2 separate regions of the Homo sapiens genome follow, and region 1 is linked to region 2. Evidence: read pairs that join two places in POLR2A ChIA-PET (ENCODE). Cell type or tissue: PC-9. All regions are shown on one strand. Each heading gives the region's core, and the rest is flanking DNA. Links, peaks and the distances in the headings are about the cores only.

Evidence for each region. ChIA-PET counts read pairs that join two places held together with the same protein. Peaks named below come from ENCODE experiments on the same cell type or tissue, not always from the same donor. Only the 100,000 strongest peaks of a DNase experiment are listed, where the experiment ranks them.
Region 1: POLR2A ChIA-PET joins it to region 2 with 11 read pairs; 3 of 35 experiments call an interaction of 5 or more read pairs at or near these places.

Annotation. Positions count from the first base shown.
Region 1 is chr9:112,753,731-112,756,642 of GRCh38, reverse strand. All of the region lies in intron 1 of SNX30 (sorting nexin family member 30), which reads right to left. Among named protein-coding and RNA genes, the nearest start is that of SNX30, 4.4 kb to the right of the region's middle. RefSeq lists enhancers at 121-800, 836-1,449, 1,902-1,991, 1,450-2,064. In PC-9, for the core only: no CTCF peak of the experiment used is centred there; DNase peaks (open chromatin) are centred at 732, 1,462, 1,822 and 2,742; H3K4me3 peaks cover 1,473 bases; H3K27ac peaks cover 2,500 bases.
Region 2 is chr9:113,151,408-113,154,319 of GRCh38, reverse strand. All of the region lies in intron 1 of SLC31A2 (solute carrier family 31 member 2), which reads right to left. Among named protein-coding and RNA genes, the nearest start is that of SLC31A2, 1.9 kb to the right of the region's middle. In PC-9, for the core only: no CTCF peak of the experiment used is centred there; DNase peaks (open chromatin) are centred at 1,369 and 2,129; H3K4me3 peaks cover 1,075 bases; H3K27ac peaks cover 702 bases.

The sequences.
Region 1 (2,912 bases), core at 304-2,803, 400 kb after region 2:
CTAAAAATACAAAAATTAGCTGGGCGTGGTGGTGGGCACCTGTAGTCCCAGCTACTCAGGAGGCTGAGGCAGGAAAATCGCTTGAACCCTGGAGGCAGAGGTTACAGTGAGCTGAGATCGCAGTGAGCTGAGATCGTGCCATTGCACCACAGCCTGGGCAACAGGGCAAGACTCCATCCCAAAAAAAAAAAAAAAAAAAAAAAAAAAGGATGATTACAGATAAGGAGGTCAAGAAACTGGTAATTTTGGAGAGTTGGACAGATCAGCCATGTGAATGATTAAAGCCCCGTGGTGAGGACATGATTTCAGAAGACAGTAAGTTGGGGTCTAAAGATTTAATGAATGAGAGTGAGAAGGTGTGAAGTTGGAAAATGACAAAGAAAACAGTATTGGAAGGTCTGTAGTGGATATTTGTTTCCTGCTTGTCTAACATTTCTTGATTTTGCTCTGGCAACCACCTCCTCCCTTCCCAGGCACAGAGGGGGCTTCCAAAATATTTGTAATATTCTGTATCTTAATCTGGGGGTAGGAACATTTTATTAGTCTTTAAACTGTACAGATAACTTTTACTCTTTATATACACACATTGTTATAAACTTCATGTATATATTCCCCAATTTTAAAAAAATTCCTTTCCTCATTCCAAAGATAAGTACCTGATTCAAGTCTGCGCAATCAGAATCAGAGACTGGTTTAGGCGCCTGACCCAATTTAGACCAATGAGACACCAGCCCAGAGCTTTGGCCAGAACTATCAGGAAAGGAGTGCTCTCCTTCTGCTGGAGCTGGGAAGCTTGTTTATAGAACATATCCCTTCACTGGCATGAGAACAAGGCTGACACAGAAGAAAGCAGAGCCAAGAGATGGAAAGTGACAGATCCCCGACATCACTGGAATACCTTGCTCCAGCCATCCCTGAAGCCAAAATACCTGGGCCTTTTCAGCAACGTGAGCCAGTAGATTTTTATTTTCCTCTATCTAGTTTGCATTCAGCTCATGTCTTTTTAACTAATAAAGAATCCTAACTAATTCAGGGGAATGCTCAAGGTAGTCTCAATTGAACAGCCTATGTGATCCTTTTCAATATATAATCAAACTATGCCCCCCTCCTGCTCAAGACCCTGAAATGTCCCCTGCCCATGTTAACTTCCCACCCCATGGCCCTAGCAATAAAGGCCAAAGTCCTCAGGGTGACCGGCCACATTCAATATAATCTGACCCCTCCCTTCTCTGCCCCCAGCCTTTAACTCTCCAATGCTCACTCTACCTGGCCACACTGGCCTCTAGGCTGCTCCCCGACACACCAGCCCTGTGCCTTCCGGCCTCTGCTTCAGGCAGTCCCTCCCCGGACAGTCTTCTTCAGATACTCACCCACTAACTCCCTCACCTCCTTCCAGTCTGCTCAAATATCAAGTACTCAACAAGGCCTGCCAAATCCTCTTCCTCGCGGCCAGTTCTCCTTTTTCCTCCTTCCATGGCATTTATGGTGTAATACAGTACAAACTTGCTGAAATGTATCCAGTGAGGGCAGGGTTTTCAGCTAATTTATTCAAGTTCCTAGAACAGTGCCTGGCTCATAGTAGGCCCTCAAATATGTATCAAATGAACAAAAAGAATGACAGGAGCCTCAAAGGAGCAGAGCCTGGTTTGTAAAAGGTGATGGAGGAAAAGCCTTCTCTATTTTGAAGACTTCAGAGGACGTCTAAGTGACCTAAGGAGGCAGGAAGTAGATGAAGAGTTCAGAGAAGAGATTGAGGATGTGGGAGGAGGTGTTAGCCACACAATGGGGCTTAAGAATCCAGTATTAAGTTTTGGGAGGGGTACAGAAGTTAGAGGCTGAGTCAGAGGAGAAGCAGCCTGGAGCAATTTACAGATGAAAGTTAAAAAAGGAGAGTAAGGCTAAGTGATGTATTTACATTTTAGATGGAGATAGCCATATAAGGTCCAGTGAGGCTCACGCCTGTAATCCCAGAACTTTGGGAGGCAGAGGTGGGCAGATCATCTGAGGTCAGAAGTTCGAGACCAGCCAGGCTAACATGGTAAAACCCCATCACTACTAAAAATAAAAAAATTAGCCAGGTGTGGTGGCAGTCACCTGTAATCTCAGCTACTCAGGAGGCTGAGGCAGGAGAATCACATGAACCCAGGAGGGAAAGGTTGCAGTGAGACTGCACCACTGCACTCTAGCCTAGGCAACAGAGTGAGACTCCATCTCAAAAAAAAAAAAAAAAAAAAAAGGCCCAGTGAGTTTAGCAGGCATCAAAAGAATTAGTCCTGGCAACCTCTGGTAGATAGAAAGGATTCCTCCTTTGGGAGCCTATGAAGGGAGGCATCACACCATGATTTGAACAATTTGAGAAATTGGTGGAGAGTCCATCATATTCAGTCTTTCTCTTCTACCCAAGCACTACAGAGTTCATTCACAAGCGTCAGCTGGACCAAGACACCAGGCTACCCTGTTCATCGCACCATCTTGGGCCCTCAGAAAGCAATTCCCCTTTGCATAATAACCCTGTACTATGACCAGCCTGTCAAACCTTCATTCCCCTGGCCCAGAACTGACGCAGAATCCCTGTCATCCAGGATCACAACCCCAGTATCTAACAAGACAAAACTGGCTTCTTTTCAAAGACAGACCATAGCACTGAACTGTCCTAACACCCCTCTGATGACCCTCATGCTGCTGAGGTAGGAGAAAGCCAGCCACAGGGAAGGCTTCCTTCTTCTGGCTCTGACTCACCTCTGTGGCTTGCTAGCTTCTCTCTACAGAAATTTCTTCAGAGTTATGAGACCATACGTGTATGCCAAGATTCAAGGAAAATGTTACTCCTAGTCAGAGAAAGAAATTACAATGCTTAGCCTCTAAGGAAAAGTGGCTTACTATAAATCAGGCCCTTGAGAATGGTGTCATTT
Region 2 (2,912 bases), core at 157-2,656:
ACCCAGTCTCCTCGTCTGTAAGATGAGGACAGGACTCTAGGAACCCTTTCCCTTGGTTTGGCCTCACTTTCACAGGCTCCCATCTTGAACTCTATCTACTCTTCCTGAAACCTTGTAAAAGAAAAAAGTGCTAGCCTGGGCAACATGGCAAAACCCTGTCTCTACAAAAAATACAAAAATTAGTTGGGTGTGGTGGCATGTGCCTGTAGTCCCAGCTACTTGGGAGGTGCTGAGGTGGGAGGATCACTTGAGCCCGGGAGGTGGAGGTTGCAGTGAGCCAAGATCATGCCACTGCACTCCAGCCTGAGTAATAGAGTAAGACTCTGTCTCAAAAACAACAACAATAACAGTGAGTGTGCCTCTGTTTCCGGGTTGGATGGGGCACCACATCTATGCATCTCTCAGATTTGGACGCTGCAGCCTGGGGTTTGGTAGAGACCTGGGACTAACCTGGCTGTTCTACTCCCTACACTCAGCTAACATGCCTTTCAGTGCCAAAAGGGGTCTGACTTGTGTCACCAACCCCTGCCTGCGCCTACCCAGGGACTGGGCTCACTGGAGACCGTGGAGCTGCAGGACAGAGAAAGAAATGTGAAAGCATCTGATTGGACAGAACAGCCACACAGCTCTGTGTCTTCTGAGGGACTGCATGTGCCTGTACCACGTTCACCTTCCATTTATTATGTGTCACTCCCTGTGACATCTCCGCAGGTGCCTACTATTATTAACCTCTTTAACAAGGAAGGTACATAAAAGCCCACTTATCTCCCCATGGTCACTCGGCAATCAGGTACCCAGAGCCAGAGAGTTTTCTGGAAAGCCTGTACTGGTTCTCAAACCTTAGTGTACTGGGTGTTTCTGGGACAGGTGTTTCTAGGACAGGTGTTTGTTGGGGGTCACACTTTGAGAAATCATAGGAACCATGATGGTCTCCTGTCAACCAGTAGGGACTGGTCAAGTAAATTATATGAGAGCTTCAAAATGGAAATCTAGGCGGTCACATCACAACATGATAAAGATCATGTTGAAGACTTTAAAAAATGTTGAAGAGTTTAAAAATAAGAATAGCTTTTACCCCCCACCCCCAATGGCACTAGCTCAATGTAAAAAGCTGACACAGTACCGAAAAGAAAGTAAAAAATCATTTTGAGTCTTACTACTCAGAGATCTCTCCTGTTAGGCTTTCAAAAAAAAAAAAAACATTTTGACACAGCAAAATGTTTACGCAAGATTGATATACAAAACCAAACAGGTACAAACAATACTGTGAAACTCCATTTACACCGGAGATGGCCTCATCCTCAGCAGAAGCCTCTAGCACCATCTCTGCCAGGTAGAGGTAGGGGTGACACCCATCACCCCTTCTCTGAGTCCATTTGGTAAAGCAGATGGTATGAATGGAATGTCCCTAGTGGCTAATTAATCAGTCAGGGAGTTGCCATAACTGGTTTCCTTCTATCATCCTTGGGCCTGGGCCAGTTATCTTAGGAGCCCAAAACAGCCCAGACATGTTTTGCCATAGACCTGAACACCCACAGAACAGTAAGAGTAATTTGAAAGATTTCTTTTTGTTGTGCTAGGTCTGTGCAGACCCTGGCGATACAGAGATGAATGGGACAAGTCTTTGGCCCTTAGGGAGCTACCTGTCTATGAGGGGGGACATTTAAGTGAGCAAATAATTACAACAGGTTGTAGGTCAGAGAAAGGGAGGCACAGTGGAGGCTCCCTGGGGGTGCTGGGGACCAAGCCGCCTGAGAGACACCTGCCCTGGCCAGAGAGCAGTTGGCTAGGATGGTTCTGAAGCCAGAGAAGCAGGAGATAGCTGGGAAGATGAACTGTATGGTTTGTTCAGAGCTGGAAACACCCACGGAGTCCGAAGCCCCAGAGGGACGAAGACTCACCTGTCACTCAACCCTTTCTACTTTTGCCTTTTTGCTAGAGGAAAAGATGGAAGTCAGCACACCCTGACTTGAGAGAAGCGATCTGGGCTACAGTTTTCAATTAAAGGGCTTTGTGGTCAGATAGGCAAGGGGCAGGGCCCCAATCTTGTTTTCCTACTTGGGATGAATCTTGGCCTCTGAAAGTTTAACTGATTTGTGCTTTTTTCAGGGTGGGGCTGTGGTGAAGGAGGGAGCAATCCCTGGAACTTGTTTTCTTCTATATTTCTTCATTTGGGGTTACTTACACTTTGAGAAAAGCTTCCTTATTTGTAAACAAGGGTTGGGAAGGAGATGAAGGTCCCAGTTGCTAGGCTGACTGGCTGGGGAACTTTTGCAAGTGCTTTCCATCTATTTCCCTTTTTAAAGGACGGCTGATCATTTCACTAAATGGCCTACATACACTTCCTATATCTTTTTTTTTTTGTTTTGTTTGTTTGAGGACGTCTTGTTCTGTTGCCCAGGCCGAAGGTCATGGCTCACTGCAGCCTGGAACTTCTGGGCTCAAGCAATCCTCCTCATCCTGCCTCAGCCTCCGAGTAGCTGGGATTACAGGCGCCTGCCACCACTTGTGGCTAATTTTTGTAGAGACGGGGTCTAGCTATGTTGCCCAGGCTGAGCTTCCTGTATCTTAAATTCTATGACATTCTTCATGGGATGAAGAAAATGATATGACTTCTTCAAAGACGAACGAGTCTTGCAAGCTGTCGTTCTCTCCAGCCCAGGTGAACCCTACCAAGAAAAACAGCTTGTCTGAAACGCTGTTTTCTGACTGAAAGTGTAGGGAAGCTGGAAAGTAGCTGGTTCTGTTTTATTCCCCGAAGAATCAGGCTACAAACTTGACAAGAGCAGGGCCGGGGATGTGCGCTCGGTGTGCGCGCGGGGCTGCGGGCTGAAATGCGCCGGGGGTTTCCCTTTCGTGGAAGCCTTCCTGGAATCTCCCAAGGCGCTGCTCTCCGCCCTGGGGCGCCGGCC